4 separate regions of the Homo sapiens genome follow, and regions 2, 3 and 4 are each linked to region 1. A link is a loop called in an ENCODE intact Hi-C map of the cell type or tissue named here. Cell type or tissue: psoas muscle. All regions are shown on one strand.

Region 1 (2,500 bases):
GGGGTTTCACCTTGTTAGTCAGGATGGTCTCGATCTCCTGACCTCATGATCCACCCGCCTCGGCCTCCCAAAGTGCTGGGATTACAGGCGTGAGCCACCGCGCCCGGCCAAAAATCATAAACTTTTAAATCATGATATAAATTTAAAACAAAACTAATTATAATGTTCAGATCATGGAAAGACCTGCTACTATTATGTCCGAGCATACTCCTCACTGTCATTTTATTTCTATATATTGTCATCAAGTATCTGATTGATTAATGAAAGAAACATGAATCCTTGAAACAAGCAAATTCATTTTCTCTTTTAATAGTAGAACACAAGCCAGATGAAATCTTTTTTTAAAGACTCTGTCATATAAAACTGACAAAAGTAAAGTTGTTCTGGTTAAAGATGCATGTGTGTATATATATATCTGTGTATGTGCATATATTTGTATGTGTGTACATATGTATCTATGCGGTCTGAGTACCTATGTGTATGTGTGTCTACATACAATTGTGTATGTTTATACATGTGTGGTATAAAGTGAATGAGACTGTATATTTACATATATGTGTGTATAAGTGTGTGTCTATATCTCTATGTGACTGTATTTGCGTCTGTGTCTATATCTCTATGTGCTACATTGTGGCTTAATTTGCATTTGTGTGTCTGTGTGTGTTTGTGTGTGTGTGTAGTGTAAGTATGGGTTTGTGCCTGTGTTTGTGTCTGTGTGCTCTGCGTTTGTGTCTACATGTGACTTTGTGCAAACATGTATGTGCCTGTGTTGTATGTGTATGCCTGTAGGTATATTTGTGTGGCTGTATGTGTGCATGTGTTGATGTGTCTGTGGTTGATGGTAGGGAGAAGGGTAAAGCTACACTATCCTATTCTGTACTTGGTGCAAATTATGAAAAGTGCCCTCTCTGGTAGGACAGAGCAGCCTCACAGGCAAAGGGATTGGCCAGCAGACTGGGGACTGGGTTTCAGTCCCCACTGGCCCCCTCATCTGGTATCTTAGAGCAGAGAGCAACTTGGTGAACATGAGGGGTATTTTGGAAGACCTGAAGTCCATTCCGTCTCTCCTTTGTTGTGCAGGCACCTTCCCATAGAACTCAGTCTGAAAACTGATATTCTCTAATTGTCCCAAAATGACACGATTCCAGAGGTGTTCATGGCAGAGTTCCTCTACCTGAAGTCCAGGAACTGCAGAGCCTCCAGGGGGCTCCTTCTTTGACTCAGCCTCAGGCCTTCAGCATGACTTCCCGCAGGTAGACCTTCTCTCACCTCCCTTTTTGGAAAGCTCAAGCCAGAGAGTCCTGCCTTAGTGTCCTACGGCCTTAGGCTCGCTTCTGCCACCTGTGGCCTTGTTGTGGAAAACACGTGTTGAGGTTTAGGGTTGCATATTGCCATGGCTCATTACATGGTTTGCAGTTTTTAAAAAATGACTCATGACTAAGAGGCTGTGGGGTTGTGATTGGGTGGCGTTAGTGGAGAAAGATATGGATGGCGTGGGACTAGTTTAGATGGAGAGTGAGGTCTTGGAGCCGGAAGTGGATGAGCAGTTCAAATGTGGAAGAGAAAACTGGTGCTGCATGTTGGCTCTAGAGGGATCATTAGGATTTAGATTCCTTTGAAGCCTTCATATCCAATATGAGCTGCCCACTTCAGCTTCTCAGCAGAAACTCCCTCTTCAGCAGTCTGACTTGTAGTGTCTTGTGATAGATGACCTTGGGCAAGTTGCTCAACCTTTGTAAGCCTCTGTTTCTTCAGTAATAGCCCCTATTTACTCATGTGGGTGGTTAGGAGGAATAATGACATAGTCTATGTGATGACCTGGGAGCACAGGGCTCAGTGAATATTGTTGCAGCCTTTTCTCCCCTTTCGCTATACCCTCTTCTTCCACCTCTGGATGCCCATAGCACTTCATCTGCCCGTAGTACAGCATCCAGCTCTGGCCTAGCACTTGGCAAGTGCTCAGTAGTCAGTAGATATTTGTTGAGTGAAGAGTTAAAAGAAGTCAGGCAGGCAAACGGAGGGAAAATAGTAAGTAGCAGACAAGTAATAAAGTAAGTTGAAACATTTTCCCACCTTTGGAAATGAACTAATAGCATCCTTTGATATGAAAGTTGAACAAACAATGATTTTGTATCTGTAAAATGTAGCTGTAGGTGATGGTCAGGGTAGGGAGCTCAGTAGGCACTTCTGATTGCTGGTTTCCTGTTTGTGATCATCTGTCAGGTCTACAGTGGACCACTTCAGTTTTCCCTTTGATATGACAGGGTGAATTTGGAAGAGAGAGAGTGTCTGTATGTAATGGCACCTGTTCCTGCCAGAGGGTCAAGTTTCAGAGAGGCTTAAAGGAATCTAAATGGCGAAAGAAAGAAAGGAAGAAAGATAGGAGAAAACAAATCTTATTAGTAATGAGAGATGCAGTAGGCAGGTAAGGGCTGTCATCACCATAATTATATACCAGGTATTAATCACTGCTATTATAGAGCACAATGCTAGTTGCTGA
Region 2 (2,500 bases), 140 kb after region 1:
CTGTTTCTTTTGGTTTCCTTGAGCATGTCAAGTTCTTTTCTGGCCTATGTTCTTTGAATTTACTGTTCCCTTTGACAGACATTCTTTTCCTCTGGCTCTTTTCATTTTTCAGAAAATCAGCTGACTCCTTACCCTGTGGTGGTATTGGAGCCAAATAATGGAATTGATTTTTCAGTGTTTATTCCACATAATTCCAAGGAATATGATTTTAAGAGTGTTCACAATTCATATTTTTTTTTAATTTTTGAAATTGAATAAGTTTCAAATACGAAAATTTAGGAACATGATACAAAACTTTTCTCTGTGCACCACTGGAGTACTGCTTTTGAAATCAATTCTCTCTGTCCTGGATTACCCTTAGAGCTCCTGTCTCCTGCATGGAGGAGGGTGGAGGGCATTTAACATGTCCATCTCTCACCCCATTCTACCTGAGCTTCCAGCACCACCACCTCTGGGCAGTTCCGCTTTTAGTCAGCAGCTCCCAGTTCCCATAATTTTGACTTCTGTCCTTGCTAGTCCAGAAGAAATGGCTCTTCTGGGATTGAATTCCTCCCTTTCCCCAGCAGAAATGGATTGGGGCAGAGGAATTGCGGAGCTCCATGGCATAGAGGGTCCTGGAAGGCTTGTCATTAGGGTATCCAGGGTGGGAAGGGGAGTGAAGGGAGGGGAAGGAGGAAGGAATTGAGTTGGGAAGAGTCAAGGAGGATGAATGAAGTTGCTGACTGATGTCTGGAATAACATTATTTCACCCTCAAAAATACCAGTAATTCAGGACTGAAAAATAAATTTCACAATATGTTTTAATTTCAAAAAGTGATAGTGTATTTGACATTCTTATCCAGCCTGGTCTCACCTCAGGAGTTCCCCCATTGGAGAGGCCATCCCTGAATTTCTAACTCACAGGCCTCCCCTACGTTAATATATTTATGTCCTCCTGGCCCTTGTTTACTTTTTACTTGTTTACTTTTGCTTTTGTTTACTTGTTTACTTTTGCTCCATGAAGTCAGGGACCTGCCTGCTTGCTCCGCAATCCCTAGAACTGTGTCTAGAACCTTAGTTGGTTGCAGTAAATATTTGTTGAATGGATGGATGAGATGGTTGTAGCAATCTAAGTTGCTTTGGATGAGATTAACACTGAAAAAAAAAAAAAAACTGGTTGCCTGCAATTCTGTCAGCCAGTCCAGGCAATGCTAATACAGCTTTGATTATTATGATCATGATTATTATTTTGTTTTGAAACCTTTTTCAGAGGCCAAGCATGCTGGGGACTTGAGGGACATAAAAATCTTTCAACTGATTATGCCACCTGCAAACAGGATAAGCCTGACTTTCTACCTCACCCACCTCTTGCTATCACAGATATGAATCAACGAACACACAAAAAAGGTTTTCAATTCTCCCTTTGGAAAGAGGGCACATTTAATATTCTGAGTCAGGCAAGGAAAGACTCTAGCCACAAAGACAGCTGGGAACTCAGGTCCATAGCAGGCACCCAGGACGGAGGTGAAGAGAAGGCGCCTCCCTGTCTGGTGACAGCAGCTGGGGCCCTTGCTGCCTCCCTCCCCACAAAAATCCAGTTGGGACCAGTGCATGCTGGGAATCTGCCTGCCTGACAGAAACAGATGGCCTCAGGTGGTGACTGATCTCTTGGTGACACTAACTGCATAGCTGCTGCTTTACTCATGACCGAATGAGACACGAGATGGCGGAGGTAAGAGTTGGTTACCTTGCCGTCTCCTCCTCAGCTGAAATGACTCACATTGCTGTAGCTTAAATTTCAGTCCAGGCTCTCTGGACTCGGGGAATTTCTTTTTGCTCATGCTCCTGAGAACCAGAGTTCTCCAGGAACATCTGTAGTCTCTGTCTTCAATCAAAGCATTTGAGAGATGCTTTATTTTTCCCCTTTCCTCTGTACCTGTCACAGAAGGGGGCCTGTCTGAATAAGATGGCACATAATCTGCTGAGTGCAGCAACCCCTCTGTGCAGCCTTGAGGAAGAAGACAAGGCAGTCAAAGTACCTTCCATCATTTCCTGGAAAATGTGTCGGTAGCTTGGAGAGGCAGAGTGGGAGATGGAAGTAACACTGCATGAGGAGTTAGGTGGTCTATGTTCAGGGGCCAGGGTTGTCACTTACTAGATAGGGGACCTTTAGCCAGTCACTTAACTCCAATGGCCTTCTGCTTCATATCATCTCTTATGTAGGGTGGTGGGACTGGATTAAGGACAGCAGATAGATTAGCTGTCAGTCTTACTGATTGGAAGTTGCTGTCCAGAGTACAGTATGGGGGATGGCTGGGAAGCCCATCTCAGCTAAGTGAGAAAGAGCAGTCAACTATTGGTATTTGCCAAGTGTGTGACAGTGGCACATCTGCCTGCTATTATGAGACTTGATGGTCATTTCTGCCTCTGTGGTTTTATGATTCCAAGTGTCCTGCAAGTGATTCTAGAGGGATCATGAAACATTTTCTGGTCTTAATAATTACTCAGGGATCTATTAACA
Region 3 (2,500 bases), 130 kb before region 1:
AAAATTTTTAATTTAATATTTTGTTTTGTTTTTTCATTATTTTGTCTGAAGGTAAGGCACTGAAGTTTCTGTGAAGGGTAATTTCTCAATCCATTCATTTGTCTGAAAAGGTTTGGGGCAGGAAGTAAGATTCCCGGAAGTTTTTAAGCACAGAGAGGATGGGAGGTAGAAGGGAGCTGTTCCAGGAAGATTGCTCCTGCCAGCTGGAGAGAGAGTGCATAAGTTGTCCTCGCAGTCTCTGTGTATTCATGTAGTCTATGCTCATCAGCAGGGCTATTAGCATTTGAGTCTAAGCCAGTCTTTCTGTGGCATCTTGCAGGACTCTGGGTTTAATGCAACTTCTCCTGCCATTGTGCCCTTTGTAATCTATGCCTTTTTTGTGTGAATTTCTCCACGAAAGGAACTAGATTTCCACTTAGTGAGAGAAATGGCTGTCTCAGATATCTCACTGACCTTTTCAATACAATATTTCCTCAGAGTAGAGAATACCAAAATTCTACGGAAAAGGCCCAAGCCCCAAAACACTAGGAGGACAATGCGTTTTTTTTGTTGTTGTTTTAAATGAGACTATGATATTCAAGGACCCCTTGGACCCTTCTACAAAGCCAGCTGTTGGGCTCGTCCAGGATGGGTGGGACTCAGGGAATGAGCCTCACAGGAATTAAAGGCATGAAGAAGTAGCCCCTGGGAGGATTGTAGTGATGACACATATAAAACCTCAGGGACATCAACCACAGAGCAACATCAAGAGATGGCCCCAATACCTGTTTGAGGCTGGAAATCAGAATGAGGAAGAAAACCACCATGACAGGGCATCCATTACATGCACAGCATTGTATGGCAGGGGCTATTGTAGCTCATGCAGACTGGGCATGAAACAGTTAAGCTGTCAAATCCTGAACTTCTGCAGCCACCGGGAATATTTGATGTTACTGCACAGGAAGCATAACCTAGAGTGAATAATTCCCGCACAGCAGGGGAGCCTTTTTTCAGGTTGAACCCCGTCTGGAAGCTGCTCTTTTCTTGTCAGAGAGCCAGGGGCAATAGCTATTGCCCGAGTCTCCCAACCCTGCCCTTCCCCCACCAAGAACACAGCAAAGGCAGCTCAGCTCCCATGGAAACTCACGGGCAAGAGTAGAGATCCAGAGAGCTACTACTAAGCTTTTTGCACAATGGAGGGAAACAAACCTTCTTGTTAGCTGTTGATGACCATCTGTATCTTAAGCCCCTGCGGACAGAGAGACTGGGAATTCTCTACCATTGCTTTAAAAAACAACACACATTTTTTAATGACCATTTTGGTTTTGTTTTTGTTTTCTGTCTGAGCAAGATATAAACAAGGAGGGACTCAGAAAGGGATGAGGGCAGTGGGAAAAAACAGGATGTCCAAAGAAGAGGAGCCTCAGATCAGAGGGTTCCTGAATCCCTGGTGAGAGACTGGTACCACAGCAGGTAGTATTGGGGTATGGTATTATTGGGGTGTGTCAGGTGTGTTTGTGTATAATAAACCTCTTTCAAAAAGTGTATTTAAGGCTGGGCATGGTGGCTAATGCCTGTAATCCCAGCACTTTGGGAGACCGAGGCAGGCGGATCACTTGAGGTCAGGAGTTCAAGATCAGCCTGGACAACACGGTGAAACCCTGTCTCTACTAAAAATACAAAAATTAGCCAGGCATGCTAATTTTTAATTAATTAATTTTTAATAGGTGGCACACTCCTGTAGTCCCAGCTACTGGGGAGGCTGAGGCAGGAGAATCGCTTGAACCTGGGAGGCAGAGGTTGTGATCTTGGCAGTGAGCCAAGATCATGCCATTGCACTGCAGCCTGGGTGACAAGAGCAAAACTCCATCTCAAAAAAAAAAAAAAAAAAAAAAAGAAAAAGAAAAAAAAAGAAAAGTGTATATATTGTATGTACAAAAGGGAAGAAGAGAGAAAATAGGAAATAATAAGCACGATGCCACTCTAGATATTTTACATGATTAACTGGCATTGAAGGGATTCTAATCATTCTTACATTTGTTAAAGAAGAGTGTTTCACTTATTTTTTATAGAAATACTAGGAGGTGGGTTCACTAGGTCCACTTTACAGACAAGTTACCTTAAAGCTTAGGAACATTAACTGAGTTGCTCAAGGAGACATAATTTATCAAGTAGTGGAGCTAGAATTCATGTCCAGATATACCTGATCATTTCCAAACTTGTGCCCTGTCTACTAAACCACGTGTACCTCCTTCATATGTGTTCTAATTTGTAGAATATCCTCTTTGAGAAAAGGAAGCAAATTCCAAAGGGAAGAGCTAGAACCAATAATAATAATAAAATGAAACTACCAAATGTAGATAAAAGGGACAAAATATTTGAAGAAGCAAAGAAGAAATGTAGATGGCAAACAAGCACTGAAAGGATGTCCAACATCATTATTCATTAGAAAAACACCAGTTAAAATCACAATGAAATACCTCTGCACACTTGCTAAAATGGCTAACATTAGAAAGACTAA
Region 4 (2,500 bases), 86 kb before region 1:
AATGAGAAGATTCCATGAGATGACTCTAGCAGATCCATTTCAGAAAATACTCTGCGTGTGAAGTTATTACAAGGAACTTGGCAGGCACACTCCCCTTCACCTATGGGGCTTTTCTTTTTTCTTCCATGAGAGCTTCTACCCAGATATGCAGATAGAAGAAATGTATTGGTCCCAAAGACAACAATGTCTGTGAAGCAGGATTCAAAGAGATGAAGGGAGGGGAGAACAAGCCTTTCAAATTATAGCAAGTGGGTGGTCTTCAACTGCTTTTACTTCTTTTTAAAATTCCAGATCATACTGGGGTAACCTATTAGAAAGAACCCTGTCCTGGAATCCTGGAAAAGAGGCCCTGCTAGGAGCTGACCTTGGACAAATCACTCCCTTCTCTGAACCTCACTGTTCAGGGGGCTGAGAACAGAGGGTCCCTAAGGAAGAGTGTTGTATGAGAACAGTCTCCGCTCTTGACCCAAGCAAACCTGGCTTCAAATCTCAACTCCTGTGGCTGACTAGCTGTATGACCTTGACCTTTCTCAGTTTCCTCATCTATAAAGCAGGATTAATAAAAGGTACCTATCTAATATGACTGTTCTGAGAATAAAATGAAATAAACTACATAGGTGATTTGACATTGTGCTTGGTTTACAGTAGGTGTTTAATAAAAGGAAATTGCTATATTATTAAAACTGTCATCATCATTATTGTTGTTAGTCTATAACTGTTGGAATTTCAAAAAGGCTCTACTCCTGAGTTTTTTGTGCTCTTTAAGTTGAGGTCAGTCTCAGCAAGGTGTGTTCTGAATGGCTACATTCTCCCCAAGGGTCACACACCACCACCAGAGAGGGTGTGCATCCCATCTGGTGCACAACTTAAGAAGGGAAATCATGCCTTCCTGTGTCCTTTCTCCAGAGCCTCCTGTCTTCCTCCTAGCATTGCTCTGCTGGCCCAGGTTTAAGAGCTGGAGCTGCTGTGCTATGGGCTTACACTGGTCAGGCAGCCAGGAGGAAGAGGAAACCAGAATAAACATGTTTTGCAAGACCAAGTCTGGTTTAAATGAAAGCAATTCTAAATAAGGACAATACAGTCTTATAGAGCCAGTGCCTGGGCCGCCTGTTGGCAGTTTCCTCTACAGAGGGGTTTGCCATGGAAAACCAAAGGTCAGACTGATAAGCTGAAACTGCCTGCAGCCAGGCTGGCAGGAGGCTCATGACAAGACCTCCTCATCCAGCATTTGAATCCATCCCAGGCCAGAGGATGTGATTACAGAGGCAGGGAATCCAAGGACCCAGTCTGGCCTCCAATCCTAGCTCCTCACTCACTCTCTATTGTAAACTAAGGCAATGATAAACATTGCCTATCTATCAAAAAAGAAGAAAAAAGAAAATTGTTCTGGGTTCCTATGAAAATAAAAAGAGATATTATGTCAACGTGGTTATAAACTGTAAAGTGATTAGCAAAGCTCAAGAGTTAGAAATAGGTTTTAATAGTTCCCCTGCCTGCTAGCTGTGTGACCCTGGGCAAGTCCATTTATTTTTCTGAAACTCAATTTCCTGTTTTGTGTGTTTCATATTTGTCCTGAATTCTAATGATTCCAGGATTCATCAAAACAGGAAAGTATAATAACTTGGTTTGTTAGTTTCCTGTGGCTGCTGTAACAAATTACCACAAACTTGTTGGTTTAAAACAATAGAAATGTATTCTCTCATTGTTCTGGAGACCAGAAATCAGTTTCACTAGTCCAAAATGAGAGTGTCTTCCCAGATACTCTAGGGGAAAATCTGTGCCTTGCCTTTCCCAGCTTCTGGTGGCTGCCAGCATTTCTTGGCTTGTGGCTGCATCACTTTGACCTCTATCTCCATGTTCAAGCTGTTTTCTCTTCTGTGTGTAGTCAAGTCTCCTTCTGCCTCTCCCATATAAAGACAATTGTGATTTCATTTAGGACCAATCTGGGTGATCCAGAACTAACTCCTCATCTCAAGACCCTTAACTTAAATCTACAAAGTCTTTGCTAACAAGGTAACTTACAGGTCCCACAGATTAGGACTTGATATCTTGGAGTTCCATTATGCACCCTTAATGAACTTTCCTTTGATTATTAAAGAGATGGAGAGTCTCAGAAGGATCTCATCATTTAAAAAAATCTCGAGATGGAAGCTGAGAATCAGGAAGGGACTATTGAAGCATGTCAGAAATAATGTTGAAATTCTTTATATTATCATGCCTTGAAGAGAACCCCATCTTAGTTATCTCTTTATCCCAACCAAGAGACCTAGCAGAAATACTCAAAAAATAAATGAATGGATGTATGGAAATATATGCATATATTTGCACTTCATCTTGAGTATGGCAGAGTGGTTGTGTAAACAGATTGAAATTAGATGACCTGAGTGAAACCCTTGCTAGTTGTAAGACTTTTGACAAGTTATTTAATCTGAGAGGCTTTAGTGTTCTCCCATATAAAATAAAAATAATTGTATGATCTACCTGATAGAATTTTGCAAGG

What was found. Hi-C counts contacts between places; a loop is a spot of excess contacts. Peaks named below come from ENCODE experiments on the same cell type or tissue, not always from the same donor. Only the 100,000 strongest peaks of a DNase experiment are listed, where the experiment ranks them.
Region 2: a loop joins it to region 1, with 2.2 times the contacts of the local background. A loop is called at or near these places in 10 of 110 quality-filtered maps.
Region 3: it touches region 1 in a loop (3-fold over the local background); 51 of 110 quality-filtered maps call a loop at or near these places.
Region 4: a loop joins it to region 1, with 3.0 times the contacts of the local background. A loop is called at or near these places in 4 of 110 quality-filtered maps.

What each region holds. Positions count from the first base shown.
Region 1 is chr1:59,289,020-59,291,519 of GRCh38, forward strand. FGGY-DT (FGGY divergent transcript) reads right to left here. Exons shown (of 2, transcript XR_001738089.2): 2 at 277-2,500. Among named protein-coding and RNA genes, the nearest start is that of FGGY-DT, 6.3 kb to the right of the region's middle. In psoas muscle, a CTCF peak has its summit at 1,342; a DNase peak (open chromatin) is centred at 1,332; H3K27ac peaks cover 1,766 bases.
Region 2 is chr1:59,425,722-59,428,221 of GRCh38, forward strand. The region is part of intron 5 of FGGY (FGGY carbohydrate kinase domain containing); the gene reads left to right. Among named protein-coding and RNA genes, the nearest start is that of FGGY, 130 kb to the left of the region's middle. In psoas muscle, no CTCF peak of the experiment used is centred here; a DNase peak (open chromatin) is centred at 1,560; H3K4me3 peaks cover 358 bases; H3K27ac peaks cover 2,500 bases.
Region 3 is chr1:59,156,008-59,158,507 of GRCh38, forward strand. No RefSeq gene overlaps it. Among named protein-coding and RNA genes, the nearest start is that of HSD52, 10 kb to the left of the region's middle. In psoas muscle, no CTCF peak of the experiment used is centred here; no DNase peak of the experiment used is centred here; H3K27ac peaks cover 952 bases.
Region 4 is chr1:59,203,120-59,205,619 of GRCh38, forward strand. No RefSeq gene overlaps it. Among named protein-coding and RNA genes, the nearest start is that of HSD52, 58 kb to the left of the region's middle. In psoas muscle, no CTCF peak of the experiment used is centred here; a DNase peak (open chromatin) is centred at 1,002; H3K27ac peaks cover 1,406 bases.